2 separate regions of the Mus musculus genome follow, and region 1 is linked to region 2. A link is a loop called in an ENCODE intact Hi-C map of the cell type or tissue named here. Cell type or tissue: heart. All regions are shown on one strand. Each heading gives the region's core, and the rest is flanking DNA. Links, peaks and the distances in the headings are about the cores only.

Region 1 (10,167 bases), core at 1,339-9,338, 950 kb after region 2:
ATAGGAGACTAAAGCCTTATCTGGTCAAACTCTCATTTTAAGAGGAAACTGAAGCTCCCAGGAAGGTCAAATATCATAGAATGAATTCTTAAAGTCAAGAGGTAGAAAGATAGTTAGAAACCCTAGAATAACTGTTGACTCCTCAGTAACTTAACTTTTTAAGGTTTTGACTTTGATGTGTGTGTGTGTGTGTGGTGTGTGTGTGTGTGTGTGTGTGTGTGTGTGTGTGTATGTGTGTGTGTGTGTGTGTGTGTGTGTGTGTGTGTGTGTGTTTGTGACATGTGTGGGTCATGACCATGGACAAAAGAGGGCTTGAAGCCCCTAGAGCAGGAGTTATTGGTAGTTGTGGGCTGTCTGAATGGGTGCTAGGAACTTAACTCAGCTTTTGAGAACAAGACACCTCTTTCGTTCTATAATAGCCAACTACTAACTAGAAAGAATTACTAATGGAAAAAATAAAGTCGTGACACATTTTCTATGTTAGGTTTGGACGGTTGAACAAATAATTACGAACAATAAGAGATACTTTTTTACTTAGACAAACTGTTCATGTGGCATTAGCCACTCACCTAGTGTTTTAGGCAGACCCTCAACTTAAGCCAACAGAGGCTTACAGAATGCCTTAAAGAACTGTAGTACATTTTGGGAGTAAACAGTAAACTAATTCTATTTTTCTTAAATATTTCTAGGCTATGAAGCTCATCTAACGGGTTTTTCCTTCAAATTTTCCTAAAATTTCATGTGTTAACAGACCAACATATTCCAAATCTATGTTGTTCCAAGTCAACTGCACATCCATACTAACTCTCTGCTTTACTGGATAGTCAACATGAAAGGAGGAAGACTGGAATTCCTCTTCACTTGTCAAGGCTCATGACAATGAAAAGAGGCAAAGATCAAAGTGAGGATTAATACAGATGTGGCGATTAGCCTCCTGTGAACTCCACACCTGTTACAGGTGCTGCCATTCTTCTCATCTCTTCAGATCAAAATCCCTGCTCACTTGGACTAGTCTGACTTCCTCTTCTTCCCTTTTTATTATTGAGAATAATTTTCCTCCAAGTGGAGGGAATTCGAATTTTGGGTTTAAATAATAGAGCCTGGGATGAGGACATAGAGAGTGTAAGGTGCACATGTGCACACACACAGTCAGCACATGAAACATGGCTCTGTCAGAAGAGCATGAGTGGGCACACATGCATGCTTCTCTCCAGACATACTCCTGCCTTTCAGTGAACGCCTAACAATCACCCTTTAAAAAAAAAAAAAAAACACTAAGGAAATAGAAAGCTCAGAATAGCTGACTAGCTGACATTTCTTCTATCTGGTATTACAAAAAACATTATTTAAAGATAAAAGTGTTTCTTATACCTCTTTCTTCTGTTCAGAAAACCAACTGGAGTCTCTGTTTGAACCTTGTGGCAATACATGAAGATCCACCAGGACTGCGAAGTTCCCACACTGAAAGAGAAGAGGTGAATATTTATCAATGGTAGAATGTGTCTATGCAGGTCATGCCCAACAGAGAACTCCAGAGGATGTCACAAACTGTACATACACAAGAAGGACAACAAACCCACCCTTGGGGCGGAATCTCAGCATGGCTCCTAGTGTTCACAAGTCCATAATTATAGTGGAGATGTTAAGAAGAAATGCAGGCTTAATTAGGATGGAAATGACAAAATAACTATTTCTAGACCACACCTTGAAAGAGGATGACCAGACAGCTCCATGGTAGCTGGAAGTCTGCCAAACATCGAGAGAAGTAGAAGAGGACAGTACCAGGTAGCCTCCAGAAAAGAACAATTCTGTGAAGAGCCTTTCTCCTCCATGGTAAAGAATCTATATAAGTTATTGCCTTTTTTTAAAATATAAGAACTAGCTGCACGAAAGAGCATGGGATAGGAATAAATACTCAGGAAAACAAGAAAGAACCAGAGAGATAAGGGGGTCCAAGTTGGATGCCAGTTACTGAAACTGAGGAAAGTCTCCCTTAAATATGCTATGAATTTTCAAAGCCTCCTTTCTTACTTTAAGAGAAAAGATGAAAATACTGTATGTCTATAATACAATAGAATAGCCAACTAGGTCCTCAAAATATGGCTATCATGACTTAAAGTTGGCATTTTAATTTCATTTTATGTCAATTTGTTAAGCCCATGTAGCTAATGTCTCCGTACTGGTCAGCAGCCACATGGGTCTCATGAAAAGCTGTAACTAGGCTGGAGACATGACTGAGAGGGTCAAGGGCCCTCTGTGGAAGTGTGAGTCCCCACGCTCATTAGTACCTCAGGTCTCAGTGCTGATTCCAGAGGCTTACTGAGCAGTCAGTCAAACAGAAATGGCAAGCTCCAGGTTCAAGAATGGTTCACCTGATGCTGAACCTCTGGCCTCATGCAGGAATTCATTCAGGGGACCATGCAGGGAAGCTCACAGGAGTGCATGCAGAGGAGTGCGTGCATGCATACACACACACACACACACACACACAGCACACAGAGGCTGTAGCTTTATAAATGTTCACACATCAGAAGTCACTTCTGAGATTCCCAAGATAACAGTAAACAATACATTAGAAAGAAAAAAACAGGCAACCAAGATCATAGGTTGAGGATGATGTCAAAGAGCCCCTGACAATTCATTCTACAGACCTGTAGCAAAGTCACTTTTATACATCTCTAACTAAGGAAGCCTTTAAACTTTCCTTTATAAACTTTTGTGAAAACATGGCCAAAGTAGATTCAAAAAATGGTGCTAGAACATCAGCCACAAACACAGGAAAAAAAAGAAAAAAGAAACTTAACTGGTATCTACCTTATTAACAATTATAACATTTAGTTTGAGATAAATTATAGACTTAAGCATAATAACCAAAACATTATTACTCTTATCACTGGGGCAGGAAAAGATTTTATACATATGATCCCGGAAATTTAAAACATTGAAGAAAAAATTGTCGATTAAAGTGGACATAAACAATCAAAGAAATTTCTGCTCATCAGCGGTACTATCAGTGAAATGATAAGTTTGCCACAGACTGGATAAAAGACATTTATAAATACACATGTCTGACATGCAGGACTGACATCCAAATATGTAAACAACTTCCACAGAGTCACAGAATTTTTTAATCTAAGCTGAAATATGTACCACAAATATGAAAAATGGGTGACTGCACTTGAAAAAGTATTGAATTTGACTGATGCCAGGGAAACTCATTTCCTAATTAACTGCCACAGCCACAGCCACAGAATGGATTCAAAGTACAAAGACTGACACCATACCAAATGGCAGGAAAGAATGGAGCAGCCCAAACTCATACACTGTTGCAAATGCAACTGGGTTCATCCACTTTGGCAAAAGGTTTGCCAGCTTTCTATAGCAAGCCATGTACTTACTGACTAGGCCAAGGAGGCCATCTTATAAGCTTATCTGAGCTCTGTTCCCACTAGACCAAACTGAAGACAGACTCAAGGACCATCAACAGGAGAATAAACTAGTATTCTACTCACACAATGGAATCGCATTAATCAAAATGTTGACACAACCCACAGACTCATCTCAAAACCAGGATGAGTTAATGAGGCCAGTTTGATGAACACCTACTGTATGGCTCTGACAGTTCACAACAGCAAGAGCCATGTGTGGTGAAAGTGGCAGGGCAGTGTCTGCATGGCATAAGAAGAAGACAAATGACAGGAAGATGCAGTGTTCTAAAAAGGGACCTTGGTTGTACATATAAAAGTGGCTCTTCTTACCTTGTATGAATTACTGATCACTAATAAATAATTTTAAAATGTAAGTATAATATCTGAAACTGTGTGCAAATTATATAACCTCTTATAAGGATAGTGTATTGTGGCTGTCTGATTGCAATTTAGTTTGATGCATCAAAATTATTATTATTATTATTATTATTATTATCATTATTATTTTGGGTTTTTCAAGAAAGGGTTTTTATGTGTAGCCTTGGCTGTTCTAGAACTAACTCTGTAGACCAGGCTGACCTCAAACTCAAAGATACTCGTTCCCCTGTCTCTTCCTACCAAGAGCTGAGATTAAAGGTGTGTGATTCTATTGCCCAACCAGAATTGTTTTTTAATTAAAGAAATCCAAGAGAATATTAGAAAGCCATAAAAAGTATCAGTATGTCAGATACTAAGATTGAGAACTGTTTGGTGCAATGTAAATCTCTGTATGAATTATGATGAAAGGCTGATGTTTTGTGGGCTGTAGCAAAACAATGTTTGAAAACCACATTCAAGTGTATGGATGGCTACACTCAGATTATGTTCTCAATTGTTGATTATAGATCTAACCTTTAAGGATGCTGCTGCCACCAGGTGGAGGTCATATGCCACAACTACAAGATCTTAGCTGGTGGATATTAACATTTTGTGTGCCCTGAGTCTTTCTTTAGCCAACTGAGAATCTTATAAAATGTACCAAGAATGCATTTTAAATACATAAAATGAATATAGGAGATACAAAAGAAAACTGATTCCACTGAAGTATATTTATCAAAATCTTAAAAAGCAACTCCAGTTGGTGATACTGTAATAATGCATGCATGGTTTGCAGGGGCTGACTCATATCTGATGGGCCCAGTAACAACAGCTAACTGAAGAAAGGGAAGAGTGCTGTGATATTTTCAGATATGTTTTCTTGTGCATGGTGTTCTTCAATAGGATGTTAAGCGGCTTCTGTTCTATACTGTATTGGAATGAAGAAACCTGAGAACCAGAACCTGAGGCCTCTGTCTTCCTCAACTCATCCATCATTATTGTTTGTGCTGGAATTACAGTAACAACTGGGCTCATCTTCCCCAGAAGGAGATCTGGGATGAGCAGATTTCTGGGTTGAATATGAGTGATGACAAGGGAAGAGTGGAGCTGAGCGAGAAGCCATAGCAGAGAACCTAAAGCCTAGAAGAGAGGCCTAGGAGGCACTTTAGGATATGGGTTCTGGTATCTACATATCTTTAATATTAGCCTTAATATTAAATTAATACTATTCTTTAAAATCACTTTGCAACAACCATAACAGACAAAGAGCTGTGATTTCTAATGGCCATAAGCACTGCTACTACCACTGTATTTTAGATCCTCCAGTCATAATAAAAAGTGGCCTACCTTCCTTTATGAGAACTTGGTCAAAATCAAGCTCTAACTTTCCCGTCTAAGTCCAACGAAACACAAGGTTCAATCTGGCGTTTTTTCACACCCTGATTGATTATACATTAATTAGATTTTTTCTTTCTTTGAATAAATAAGGTATCAAATCTTACACTGGCAATGTAGGAGAGGACTTTGCTAGATTTCTGGAAGATTCTATGCTTGGCAGGCAGTGGTTCTCTCTGGGCAACCACCAGGCCTTGTTTCTCTCTAGCAGGAGCTTGGATAATCTGCACTAATCAGAACCATTGTGTCTCCTAAAGTTCTCTGCTCTCAAAGCTCTGCTTCTTTCTCCCCTGAGTAAACAGAGGGGAACAAACTAGGCCTCTGAGCACAGAGGAGGCACAGCTTCCCTTCCTCCTTAGCCTTAATTAGGAGCTTCTTTCTACTCTCAGAAGAAACACTCTGCAGCTCTCTTCAGATCAGGAAACCTGGGGAGCATCACTTCTTCCACAGGCCAGAGTGGGTCACTCAGGAAGGGATTCCAAGGGCTTTGAGAAATAGCTTCACATTGTTAGGGAGGAATGCTAGTGTGCAGGGGATTCCACTGGCCTGCCCTCAGGGACCTACCAATTACTTTAAGTCATGAATTGCTACCACTGCCAGGTGAACATCAAGTGTGTGCTGCACACAAAAGGACCCACCCTCCATTCAGCAGCTCTCTTTCAGTCTGTTCCTAGCATCCTCTCTATCTGTTCTCTGCAGATGTACCGCCCCCTCCCCGACCCCTGCTCTCATGGCCCTGCTGTCTATGGACATGTTCACCTGCCTGCCTCTACCACCTTTCCAGGCCCTAACTCCTCTACCCTCCCCAGTAAACAAACCCCCTTTACACCATATCTGTTGCATGACGTAATTTCTCAGGGTATACCTTGGCTGGGGCCTACAAAGATGATATGTCTTGCCACATTATATTTTATAACATTAGTACTGTAACTCAGAGGAATGTTAGCCTACAGGTAAATTCCCCGGCCTGCCCCAGGGACCTAGCAATTACGTACCTCATCACCTGCTGCCACCAGGTGCACCAGGTGTGTGAAGCCAGCAAAAGAACCCACCCACCACCCCAGCTCTTCCTGCATGTCCTCTGAGTCCCCGCTTGGTCCTTCTCTGCTCTCTCTCTCTCTCTCTCTGCCATCACGGATCTGCTATCTGTCTGCTGTCTACATGTGCACTTGTCTGCCTCTACCCCTTTCCCAGGCCCTCACTCCTCTCCCCTCCCCCAGGTCTGGAGCATAGCTTAAATTCTCAGTCCTGCCACAGATAGCCCCTCGCTTCATTATGTTTCATAACATAGCCCATGCATTTGGTTGTATATACACAGGCCAACTTATTCTTTTCCTTTCACCCCTCCATCTAGAAATGGCAATCCAAAGCCCTGGGAGATACCTCAACAATGCCTTTTCCCTAACCTTCTGGAATAGGTTGCTTCATCTTGTAAGTTGTGTTTTTTAATGTGTTCTTAGACATCCATCCACTCCTTTTCTGCTGCTTTGCCCACCCCCACTTAGGTTGTCAGACCCTTTCCTAGTAGTGTCTCACATGAACCTGTAATGCCACCAACAGAGTATGCCTACTCTAGCCAATCTGAGCCTTTCACCAGACCTCACTACTCTGTTTCCTGCTGAGTAACCATCCTCCAAGCACAGTGGGCCCTGAGTTCTTCTGAAACGTTTATCTTCCTCCTCTGGATCACACACATTCTTAACGTGCTTACAGACTTCTGCATTAAATGGTCTGTGGAGGAGACTTCCCTGCTAGAACGTGAGCTCCAGCAGAAATGTGTCCAGACCAGGGTCGACTCTAATCCCCTGTGATTAGCACTCTAGCAGCCCATAAACATGCTTCATATTTAGTGGCAGAAAGAAAGAAAATATGACAGAACAAACTGTCCTACGTTTTAGGCACATCAGCAAGGTAATGACTCAAAAGCCTTTCTAGAAACAAGGCCATGGCTATTCATCCCAGTGAATGAACTAATACCTTCCTCTCTCCTTACTGTATAGCGATAACAGCTGTCATCAGCAGTGGTGAAGGGTTTTTTTTTTTTTTCCAAGATTTAAAATGCAAGGATCCTGGGACTACCTGACCCTAAGTCAATGGCAGATGCACATGTTGGTTAGTTCACCTTCAGAAGGTTAGCTCTACGTTGTGCTCTCTTGGAGTCTTCAAAGAGACCTTGTATGCTGACTTTACAAAAATATAACATAAAAGTGAAAATGTTTGCATGAATCATTGTGAAAATCAACACAAAGCACAGATATAGAAGGGTTTCCATATTGGCTGAGTCCCACACCAACAGAGGGGCACAGAAACAGGGTACTGCAGCACGTACCATAACCTCATGGTACTCATCTACCACAGTGTTCATCCAAAGATCAGAGGCAGCAGAGAAAAGGCCCTTGGTGAGTCCTAGGAAACAGCAAGCCGTGGAGCAAAACCAACCACAGCACTCAGAGAAAGTGGCCCCAAATAGTTCTATATGCTTAAGTCTCATAATGCAGACCTATGGGTCAATGTCAGCACAGGATAAGATAGATCGGGGCAGGAAGCCTCGGGTTACAGAGGAACCCAGAAAGGCAGAGGGAGCAAGGGGCAGGCAAGCTGGAAAGCTCTCTAAGGCAGAAGAGAGGTTCATGGCAGGCAGTGGAAACCAGGGTCAGGCAGATGTATTCAAATCCAACTGCACAAAGAAGACACAAGGGAAGGGCATCCTGAGGGAAAGGGGTCCATTAGGCATCAGTTTTCCTGGATGTGAAACAGGAAGACTCCTTCAAAGAGACTTCCACTCTAGATCCCACCTTCATGCATATCTATATATTTGGTTCTACTTGTATACATAATGCTCACCCTTCTGTAAATAAATGTCACCACAAAGACACATAAAATATAGCAGCTTGTCCTGTCTATCATTCCACCGTGGCCCATACAAACACATTACAAAAATCTACAGGATGTAAAACACCCACTACATGGCTAAAAATCACCCAATAAACTACAGGCAATGGAGCTAGAACTGGCCAAGGGAGAGATCCAGGCAAATACTCTTCTCTGTGGCACTTCAGGACATCCCCAGGCAGGACTAACCACAGGCAGCAAGCATGTGACTGTAGCCACAGCTGTCTCACTCAAGGGCCTGCCTGCATTAAGTCCTGCCTTCGGCCTTCCGCCTTCCGGGTTCCCTTGGAGTTGTCAACTCCCAGTACTGTGTATGACACATAGGTGGCAAAGAAAGGTGTTTGCTAAATGAGTAAAAGCATCACTAGGAAAGCTGACTAACCTGCTTGCTGCTTTAGGAGGGACCACCTCCCCTTCTCTTACAGCCTTTCCACAGAATAAGGCTACAGAATCAGGTTCACAGCTTACAAGTAAAGCTACATCACATACAGAAATAGGCAATACACATTTAGTTGAAGCCAACGGGCTATTTTCTCATCTTCAAATCAGTTGGTAGAACAAGATCCAAGGACAAGACTAGGCTCCATGAACCAGATCCATCAGAGGAGAGTTACTGGGGAAAGTCAGGGATGATTTACTCTCGGAGTTCAAGTTTTTCTAGTTAGAACAGACAGAGAGAGACAGGCGTGGCCTATATGAGTCCAAAAGGGGCTGGGACAGGAGAGCTACTTTTTCCCTTTTGTCCGTTGTAGGATTCTAACTACAGGTCGGGGTGAAGGAGTTTACAGTAGATTCCTCACTAAGATTTATCTCTAGTCTAGAGATAAAGAGAAAATGATAAAGAAATGGGAGGGAAAAGCTGAGGGAAAGAACAAGTGGGCTTGATGGCGGCTTCTATAAGGATAAACGAGTAAGAGGCTGCTTGGTGTCTTCTAGCAAACTTTCTGGTTTATTTAGAGAAGAGAAAGCCTTTTGTCTTTTGGCTAGAATAAATGACAGGGCAGCTCACAGACAAGGCTTGGGAAGAGATGCACCATGATGTTGGAAATAAAGCAGTGGCCACTGAAACTAGTGTTAGTAAAGGGACACTTTAATACACACCACTAGGACCTCAGTATAAAACTAGAAACTCTATCTGTCACTGTAGACAGAGCCAAGTTAGGAACAGGCTTCCACACGCTCCTTCATTGTTTTAGGTGTGTTCCCTAGCCATTTTCAAATGTGATCTGCAGTCCTTTCCCCTCAGTTGCCTGACCTATGGCAGGTCCAATGCACATGTAGCAATGAGAAACACGATGGCTCCATATGTCAGCCCCACTCCCTTTACGCCCCTCCAAAGGTGGTATCTCTTGCAAATTCCAGGACATTCTAATTAGACTCTAAATTATCAATTAAAAACCTTTTGCACATATGTAGTGCCAAGTATTTACCTATCTCTACCAAAATCTAATAAATGCTTAGAATTCTTTTGTGGCTTTACTCTGACAACACGGTGCTTCTGGGAAGAGCAGGCAGACGGCTTGTAATCATGCCAAATGGCAAAGTAAAAAATATAAATGCTGCTCTTACATATTTCTGCTACAGAGAACATGAAAGAAAAGATAATTCACAATAAAGTATTGTAGACTCATCAGTCTCCAAAGGAGCAGAACAGAGCAGGTACCATCCAGAGTTAGCAACATAAAGGCTGGTCTACAACATGATCAGGACCAATGATGACTTATGCTCCCTGAAATGGTGTTTAGAAAACAGTACCTGTAAATTTCTATCATAAAATCTCTGTGTCTCTCTCTGTCTTTCTCCCCCACCCACCTCTCTTTCTAAAAATGTGTATGTCAGTGTGTGTGTGTGTATATATATATATATACACACACACACACATACACATATACATATTTATATATATATATTGTCTGTGTGTATCTCTGTATATGAGTGTGGGAGGGTATGTGTGTGTGTATGTATATATGTATGTATGGGTGGACTGATGGATGGATGAATTTGTATATTGTGAGTGTATGTGTATATGCATGTGTGTGTGTATGTACATATGTATTAGAAAACAATCTCTTATGTTCCTGACAATACACTAAAA
Region 2 (10,167 bases), core at 907-8,906:
CCACTCATTGGCCTGGCCGACGCTTTCCCACAGCTAGGCTGTGTTCAGAAGTTTGTCCTACCCAACCTTTCTCTCTTCCCCTTCTTTAATGGGGATCTGAACCTCTACTCTAGATTAAGGCTTTCCTCTCGATCTTTCTCCTCTTCACCCTTTAGGTAGTTTTCCACAACAACATTTTCATGCGTTGTTTGTTTGTTTGTTTGTTTGCTTTGTTTTGTTTTTTCCTGTATGGGGCTGCTTCCGGGAAGACCCATTATGGTTTGTGTATAAAGTAAAGGGATTAACCTCTGAGGTAAGGCAGAGGTGACACTTACTCTACTTTCTGAACAAACAGGCAGTCTACTCACTCAGAGAGCCTATGCAGCATCAGAGCACCCTTGTTATGTCTCAGTGGTGAGATGCACAGGCCCATTTTCTGAGAGTCATGGTGGAGGCAACTTCTCTACATTTTGATAAATTCTCTACTGAAGAAAGCACTGGCAGCACACACATCAGTAACTACATGAGCCTATGGTTCCACTGACACACAGCTTGGTGGGAGAGATTGAAGGGAGGCCCAGTGCTCTGTGTATTTGTTTGCAGACAGGTTTTGTGTAATAGAACTAACAGAGAAAAGTAGCCTTCCACAGCCCGTCAAACAGAGGTTCTCAACCTCTGGATCTCCACCCCTTTGGGGTTTGTGAATTAGATATCCTGCATGTTAGATATTTACATTATAACTTGGAACAGTAGCAAAATCACAGTTATGAATTGGTAAGAAAAAATAACTTTATGGTTGGGGTCACCAAAACATAAGGAACTGTATTAAACGGTCTAAGAAAGGTTGAGTACCACAGCCATCGAGGCAGATCTGACTTTTCAACTCCCAGAAATAAGCAGGTCTCTTGATTATTACTTCATTTGGGAGTTGTTGCATTAAGATCTCACTTCTCTCAGGCATCACAGAAGAGTGTGGGAGCCCAGCATACACATATCTGAACATAGCGACACTTTGGGGCCCAACCCCAAGGCTAATATTTGCTCCAGAGCTCCACCCTGAGAGGACGATGCTTCCTTAGATCATCGCCATCCACAGGTATCACTCTTTAATCAACATCCTGCACTCCAGAGTCTGCTTTGAAATTTGAGCACAGATGTCCCCACCTACAATAGTAACTAAATAAATGTGGAGGATAGGAAATCCAAAGGAAAATTAAAGACTACAGTTTGCAGAATGTGGGCTCATAGAAATAAATACAGACATGGTGGCTTCAATTTTGTTTGTTTATTTGTTTTATTTTTGTGACAGGCTGGCCTGGAACTCATTTTGTGGCTCAGGCTGACCCTGTGCCCATGGCAATCCTGCTATGTCAGCCTCCTGGGTGCTAGCATTATAATAGTCACGAGTTCCCAGGACTGACTGACATAGTAGTGGTTTCTTAGAATACATTTTATATTCCTGGAAAGTGGCACTGAGTTGTTACTGTATAAAATAAATCAGAATAGAAATTGTATTGATTCATTGGGCTCATAATGCAGACACATGTGAGAATTTGCCCTAAGACAAGCTGTTGGAGGACACTGTCTACCAGGCATGGCATGGCCTTCACCCCCTTGAACCCAACAGCTGTAATTGCCTGAGGATACGCATACAAACCTAGGCTCACTGACAGCCCATCATGAAGTGTGGCAGGACTCATGATGTCCGCCTGCACCTTCCCCAAAGATAAGACAATTAGCTATTGCTGACAACTGGATACCTTTTGTTGGTGATATAGCTGCCCATAAGCTGGCCACGATCCTGAACATAACCCAGTTAAGAAAATCGGTTTGCTAAGCCCACCTGGGTGGAATCATTGCTTTGTTTCTATCTGCAGTTCTGAGTGGGGTAAGAAAACATTTGCTAAGATCTTTGCAAAACAGGTTCTCACACCTCCTGCACATATCTTTATGCACGGCGGGATATCATGTGCTCACAGAGTCCTCACTGCTTCATTCTTTTTTTTTTTTAAAGCAACTCTTTGATTTTTTTTAATTAGGTATTTTCTTCATTTACATTTCCAATGCTATCCCAAAAGTCCCCCATTCCCTCCCCCACCACTCCCCTACCCACCCACTCCCACTTCTTGGCCCTGGCGTTCCCCTGTACTGAGGCATATAAAGTTTGCAAGACCAATGGGCTTCGCTTTCCACTGATGGCTGACTAGGCCATCTTCTGATACATATGCAGAGGGGGGTGGGTGGTGGGAGAGTGGGGAGGGTACTGGTTAGTCCATATTGTTGTTCCACCTATAGGGTTGTAGATCCCTTTAGCTCCTTGGGTACTTTCTTTAGCTCCTCCATTGGGAGCCCTATGATCCATCCAATAGCTGACTGTGAGCATCCACTTCTGTGTTTGCTAGGCCCCGGTATAGCCTCACAAGAGACAGCTATATCAGGTTCACTGCTTCATTCTTATGTAAAAAGAATTAAAGAAAAACACTGGTCTTCCTTCTTCTTGATTTTCTTGTGTTTTGCAAATTGTATCTTGGGTACTGTAGGTTTCTGGGCTAATATCCACTTATCAGTGAGTGTATATCAAGTGACTGCTTTCATGATTGGGTTACCTCATTCAGGATGATATCCTCCAGATACATCCATTTGCCTAAGAACTTCATACCCATGGAAGGAGTTACAGAGACAAATTTGGAGCTAAGACAAAAGGATGGACCACCCAGAGACTGCCCCACCCAGGGGTACATCCCATAATCAGTCACCAAATGCAGACACTATTGCATACCCCAGCAAGGTTTCACTGAAAGGACCCTGATATAGCTGTCTCTTGTGAGGCTATGCCAGTGCCTGGCAAATACAGAAGTGGATGCTCACAGTCAGCTATTGGATGGAACACAGGGCCCCCAATAGAGGAGCTAGAGAAAGTATCCAAGGAGTTGAAAGGGTCTCAAACCCTATAGGTGGAACAACATTATGAACTAACCAGTACCCCAGAGCTCGTGTCTCTAGCTGCATATGTATCAGAAGATGGCCTAGTCGGCCATCAATGGGAAGAGAGGCCCCTCGGTCTTGCAAACTATATATGCCCCAGTACAGGGGAACACCAGGGCCAAGAAGTGGAGGTGGGTGGGTAGGGGAGCAGGGTGTGTGGGGGGAGAGGGTATAGGGGACTTTTGGGATAGCATTTGAAATGTAAATGAAGAAAATACCTAATTAAAAAAAATTTAAAAAGATGGCTTGTCTCTCCCCCAAACCCATTCTTTCAGAGGATAGAAACATTAGATAAAAGAGGGACAAAAATAAATAAGCTGCCAAATAAAATTTTAAAGGACAGGTGGATTCTAGGTAGTCTTTGGGATCAGGAAACGCATGCTCTGACTAACATGATGTTCTTCTCGAGCACATAGGGCTAAGCCACTGTAGACTGAACATCATAAATACATGAGACAAAATGAACTTTTTCCTTTTTAAGTTTTTGCTGTTAGCTATTGTCGTCTCAGTGACAAGAAACACAATTGGCAGAGGGACACCTAATGGCTTCCTGATGCACCAGTGTGACAGACTACGTGCACAACAGTGCAGAAACATCCTTGGAAATGGGTAAGGTGAGGATCCTGGAAATGGGTTGTAGTTCTGGCTCTGCTCTGGCTCTGTCCCTTGACAATGCTGACATTTAACAACTCTGCGTTTGTGATTTCCCATGGATTAAACCTAAAGTTATATTTGAGGAAGCCTTAAGACACACCCCCTGGAAGAAGATGTGTTGATTAAGATTCCCTGTATTCTTTATAAACCGTCAGGTAGTCCTGAAAACGCACAAAAGCATGCGGTAGTTATAGGTAGGAGCATCTATAGGTTGTGATCCTTTTTTGGTCTTATGGCAGAGAGACAGCTGTTTCTCATGGCTGACTTATGTATCCTGCTCTTTAACAGAAACCATCTTTAATGGATGTAGGTATCAGTCCCAGCCTGGCTTCAACTTATCCACGATGATGAATCAATACGAAAAACTCTTGGAAGCTCAGCTAAGCATAGATGCCTTACAAATGTTGAGAATCTGCATATGCAGCTTTTGCACACATGCTCACAGTAAAACCAGTGCGTTGCTTTCTTCTGAAACCGAACTCCAGAATTTAGCCAGCAGAGGGCGACAGTTGATAATATTTGAACGATGAGCTGGTTTCCCGTCCTTTCAGGAGACAACACTGGCTTGAAGTGCTTCTTCTTTGTTTATGCTTTTCTGTCAAATATGGTCAACATTACACCTCAAAGAAGAGTTGGAAACATCATAATTTAACTTTAAGAACAAAAAAATGAAGTCAATGAAACTCTGCTTGGTCATATTTACAAGACTTACAAGTTTTTGGGTTTGTTTGTTTGTATTGTTTTGTTTGCTTTTTAGTGTTCGTGTTAGAACTAGAGAAGGGGAAAAGTTCAAATACTTTGGACAATTGCCCAAATGTAGGTAGCTTGATTCAAATGGGACTCTCGTGGCATGCTCAGAGACACTGCCTCCAAGGTGTCTCTTTGTAATTGACTCTTAGCTGTAATAATTTGCCAAAATTGTGGACTCAGCCTTAGAAGAAACATTTAGGTCATCTTTAACATAAATGATCTAAATAGTGTTATTTCCACAGATGCATAAAATAGCATGGACCCAGGCTGAGAAGTTCTTTGGGTTATCAAGCCACACCTTCAACTGTGTGCTGCTGCTGAGTACAAGGTCACTCCGTTGGAACTCAGTAAGAAAAATCATTAGAATGTTTAATTGCTCTCAGGACGCAAAGCTTCTGTGTGCATGTGGATTACAGTGCTGGGTTCACATGACTACTTGTGGGGTGAAAAGAAAGGCTACAACCAACACACAAAGTGTAATAATACCTGCCAGAATTGGGGAAGTCAGCACATCAACAATACATCAACAACAGAAAAACCCTGTCCACAGACTAAGCAATTCTTCCATTTTAAGATGATGTTAAACGGGAAGATTTCAGCTGTCTTCTGGCCATTTTTAAAGTATTCTAGTAATCTGGATTGTTACTCTCTATTGCAGTTTTGACTTTTAACTATTACACAGTTGCCAAGGACAGAGACAAGAATCAGGAGCACCGCACCCCCATAACCGTGTGTGTGTGTGTGTGTGTGTGTGTGTGTGTGAGAGAGAGAGAGAGAGAGAGAGAGAGAGAGAGAGAGAGAGAGAGAGAAAGAGATTCTAGACCACAGACTCTTGTATCATGTTGGCCCCACAATGGCTTTATATAAATGAGCCATTCTTGTGTCCCAGTTATCCTCCCAATTATCTCTCTTGATGCCTACTTTCCATTAACATTTAAACACAAAACAACACTGGCAAAATATGTTAGAAACAATATTTAAGTATAGGCTTCAATGGTGAGTATTTGTAGTTTTATTTCAATTCTTAGAATCAAGTCCTGAACACTCTGAACTCTGACAATGCAACACATGGTTAGTACCTTTTAATTTGTGGCAATGTAAAAATTATAGACACTTTGTATATAAAGGGAAGAGAAAACATGAGGCACATCTTTGGAAAAGAAATTTTTATCGATACCGTTCCTTTAAACTTACCTTCTGGTCTGATTTTAAAAGTGAGGCCCAACACTGTCATCACTTAGATTCATTTGATCAGTTACAAAATATTTCAAAGTAATTAAAACATTACAAAATTTTAAAAACACACCAGAACACATACTAGCTACATTTATCACTGCTATGATGAAATACTTGACAAGAAGCAACTGAAGGGAGGAAGGCATTATTTAGGTTGATGGCTTTTGAAGGTACAAATTCACTGTGGCAGAGAAGGCATGGTGGGGCAGGCAGTTTATGCCAGAAGAGAAATTAGATCCCTCTCCTAAGGACCCATTTCCTCAAGCTAGATCCCATCTCATAAATGTTCTTCAACTTCCATTATTGCACGGTTAGCTGTGGCCAAATGTTCCCTGGGTTTTGCTGGTCAGTCAGCCTGCCTCAACTGGGAAGCCCTGGATTCAGTGAGAGATTGGTGAGGACATCTCACCTTTGGCTTCTGCAAACATATCCATGCATACACAAATGAGTGCGCAAGGGCACACACATACACACACACACACACACACACACACACACACACACACAAAAACATGACTTGGAGAAAATTCATTAGTAAGTCCATAGCAGAAATACTTAAGGGTTTGGTGATGTGGTCATTATTTTTCTAAATTTCTTTATGACTCCTCCCCTAAAAATTTGGATATCTCACTAAGAACTGTGTATAAATGTTTACATACAGATGTTTTTGAAGCTACTGTATTCAATTCTCATCTGAACAATGAGAGCCCTGTGGTGTCACCAAGGCCCTCTAAGTTTTAAAAAAGAAAGAATAAACTGTTTTTATAATCTATGGTGAGTTGTATAAAATTTGGATGAGGATCATAATTACAGGTTCATTATTAAGCAAGACTTCCCTGGGGTGATGGAACATATCCCCAGTGATGTGGAGAGGACAAATATAAGTACCGTATTCTTCCCATAGCCTGAGATGCTACCCACATGCAGGATACGACCGCGTGTAGTGGAGCTGAGTTACTGCCACAGCTTAAAGCTTTTGTCTCTGCAACAAAGATAGCCCAGCAGATCCATCCCACTAACCTGAGACTTCAGAATCAAGGAACAGGTAGAGAGAAGCAAGTACTAAGCCCTATTCCTTTATGTTTTGTGATCTACAATTTTATTTGTTCCAATCAGCCACTTTCCAAATTAATAAATGGAAATTTTCAGAAATAAGCAATTTTTTAATTTAGCTTTGTTCATGTAAGTAACTTTTATTGATAGTATTCTGTTATAATTGTTCTTATTAGTTATTGTTTTTAATCTTTTACTGTGTTTCATTTTAAGTTAACCTTTAATTTAGACATGCATGTACAGAATATATATGTATATGTATAAATATATGAAGTATGGGCAATCTACTCTGGGTCATGAGTCCATTCCCTGGCCCCTCTACACACATGTATACACACAGACAGATAAGTGGTGGATTATTGTGGGCTTAGGGAAAGAAAGACTAGAGGCTGTGATGAACATACTCCCTATGACACAGATATGATCAGGTCCGTAAAGCCTGAAGCTCCTGAAGAACAGGCTTAATGAGTGGCAAACTCTTTTTATTCCTGAGAAATTCCAAGAGGCTTTGCATGCTTTCCTTCTGTGCCCTTACCCTCTGAAGCACAAGAATCCCACCTGGGCCTTTGCTGTTTGCTGTAGTTTGCTCCACCCCAGCTGAAGGACAGAGTACTTGAAACCAGAGTCAGCAACCAGACCAAAAGCAAATGGATTTGGTGAGGCAATCCTGCTCCAAAAACCCTCAGTGTATCGGGTTACACCCCTACACCTTCAACCAATTGTACATAGAAAGTAGTTTCAAAAATTTCCCAGCGCATATTCTGACCATTTTGTCATAATTCACTCACCAAAGAGTGCAGTTTAACAATTACATTCACATCAATCATATTTCACATGGTATAAATAATCTAGAATGCTTCAAAGCAGACAGGCCATATGCAAATACAAGGCCATTTTGCTTGCATCAGGGACTTTAGTATCTACGTATTAAAATGTCTGCAGAGAGTCTTGACACAAGTTTCTGTTGGGTGCTGTGGGACAACTGTCATTGTGGTTGTCACGTGACCCTTATCTGCATTTTGGATGACCTCTCTGCCTCCAGGACTGGGGGTTGTCAATCAAGAGTTGCCAAAGTTCTGCCCGAAACACTCTGACTAATCTTTATTAATTCTGTCCCTTCTCTCTAAGGCCCTTCCGGCTGTCTGCATTGACAATCTGTGAGAAGACAGGGACAGCAACAGCCAGGCCACACTGAGAGCTTTCTATGCAAACCACGCAAAAGAAACCTATTTATAACTCCGTGCTAGGGACTCCCTTTTCCTGTCCAAAGCCTGTCACTCTTTGTCCGGTTTCTTGGGCTTTTGTTAGGTCCAGAGAAACTATTTGCATTTGAAGAAAGGGCAACAGGAGGCTCCCTGGCTAGTTTGTAATACAGTCATCTTGGCTATGAATTTTTAAACTCAATCTGATTTCACAATTCCAGCAGATATACATTTGGAGTTTTGTGTTAAATATTTTGGGGTTGCTGAATAGTCACCGGACAGAAAACTCTACCACACTGAAACTGTCATAGCACTCATTCAGAAGAATGAAATTCACAATTAGCATATCAAGGATCAAGTTGTAGTGCCTAGCTACTGGACATCTCCAGATGGTCTCTATAGGTTCTAGTTTCCCTTTGGTGGGCATTTCAGCTACTGACATCCCCTTTGGGTCCTGGGAACCTCTTGCTTCCTGGCATCTGGGACCTTCTGCTGGCTACCCCTGGCTCCCCATCCCTCACTGCTACATATTTCTGTTCAATTTCCTGACCTTCTTACTTCTCTCCTGACTCTTCTCATACATGACCCTCCCTTTTTCCCTCCCTCTCCCCTCTCCCTATCAGGTTCCTCTATCCCTCTATCTCCTGTGATTATTTTGTTCCCTCTTCTAAGTACAATTGAAGCATCCATACTTTGGTCTTCTACTTTCTTAAGCTTCACATGGTCTGTGAGTTGTATGGTGGGGATTCTGAGGTTTTGGGCTAATTATCCACACTTATCAGTGAGTACATACCCATGTGTGTTCTTTTGTGTCTGGGTTACCTCACACAAGATGACTTTTCTAGTTCCATCCATTGGCTTGAAAGTTTCATGAAGCCATTGTTTTTAAAAGCTGAGTAGTATTCCTTTGTGTAAATTTGCCACATTTTCTGTATCCATCATTCCATTGAGGGACATGTGGGTTATTTCCAACTTCCAGCACCCACCCATCTCAGAAAATTTTAGCCCAGAATCATTCCTACCTAATGGAAATGCAGAGACAAAAGAAAAAAAAATGGAGCAGATACTGAGGAAAGGCCATCCATAGACAGCCCCACCTATGTAAGGATCCTTCCCATCTACAAACACCAAACACAGACACTATTGCTGATGCCAACAAGTGCTTGCTGACATGATCCTGGTATAGGTGTCTCCCGAGAGGCTTTACCAGCACCTGACCAAAACAGGTGCAGATACCCACAGCCAACCAGCAGACTGAACCTGGGGACCCCAAGGGAAGAGCTAGGGGAAGGTCTGAGGAGCTGAAGGGGATTGCAAACCCATAGGAAGAATAACAATATCAACTAACCGGACCCCCCAGAGCTCCCAGGGACTAAACCACCAACCAAAGAGTACTCATGGAGGGAATCATAGCTCCAGCTGCATAGGTAGCAGAGGATGGCCTTATCTGGCATCATGGGAGGAGAAGACTTTGGTCCTGTGGAGGCTTGATGCTCCAGTTTAAGAGGATGCTAGAGTAGTGAGGCAGGAATGGGAGTGTGGTGGGGGAGCACCCTCAAAGAGGCAAAGTGAAGGACAGATAGGATGGGGCGGGTTGCAGAGGGGAAACCAGGAAGGGGAACAACATTTGAACTGTAAATGAATAACAATGCTTTTTTAAAGGCTCAAGGTGTAATGAAGCAGGTGCCTAATGTATGAACTCACTGCCTGGGAAATGGCAGGCTTTTCCTTTCTCCTTTTCCGAGAGAAGATTTGATTTACAGGATATAGGTGGATGATACCAAGGTCTTGTAATTACTAGAACTTATAGGGTTTGTTGACTAACAGAGAGAATTCCTAGGAAATATGCCAGAAAACAAATGTTTAGCTCTGTTCATTTAAATTACTTGTAATCAACTCCAAAGCCAAGAACTTAAAATCTTTACAAACAACACTAAATTAGGATCACATGTGCTGTGTCTAAAGCATTTCTGCGAATTGCTGAAATCCTTTTATCTTAGATGCATAGAAACAGTCATTCTGAAGTTATATATTATAATACTTTATATTATCTATAACATACACACATGCACACACGTGTGTCTGAGTGTGTATGTGTGTCTGTTTGAGTGTGAGTGTGTTTGTTGTTTTAAAATTATCCTCAGTGGATTTAGTCTTTATGTCTGTTTTCCTCTCCTCCTAAGGCTGCTAAGTTGTCCTTGAGTCAGCTTCAGATTTGAATTATTTCATAAACAAAAACACTTTGCAACATTTTTTGGTGGGAGTTCTTAACAGATGTGTTTTTTCCTCTTAAGGCCTTCCCTATTGT

What was found. A loop is a pair of places that touch in the nucleus more often than their neighbours do. Peaks named below come from ENCODE experiments on the same cell type or tissue, not always from the same donor. Only the 100,000 strongest peaks of a DNase experiment are listed, where the experiment ranks them.
Region 1: it touches region 2 in a loop (4-fold over the local background); 12 of 42 quality-filtered maps call a loop at or near these places.

The regions. Positions count from the first base shown.
Region 1 is chr2:136,991,478-137,001,644 of GRCm38, reverse strand. It overlaps Slx4ip (SLX4 interacting protein), which reads right to left. Exons shown (of 8, transcript NM_028834.3): 3 at 1,372-1,461. Among named protein-coding and RNA genes, the nearest start is that of Slx4ip, 100 kb to the right of the region's middle. In heart, for the core only: a CTCF peak has its summit at 4,344; no DNase peak of the experiment used is centred there; H3K27ac peaks cover 1,029 bases.
Region 2 is chr2:137,936,901-137,947,067 of GRCm38, reverse strand. No RefSeq gene overlaps it. Among named protein-coding and RNA genes, the nearest start is that of Gm14062, 65 kb to the right of the region's middle. In heart, for the core only: a CTCF peak has its summit at 4,106 (motif pointing right); no DNase peak of the experiment used is centred there; H3K27ac peaks cover 1,443 bases.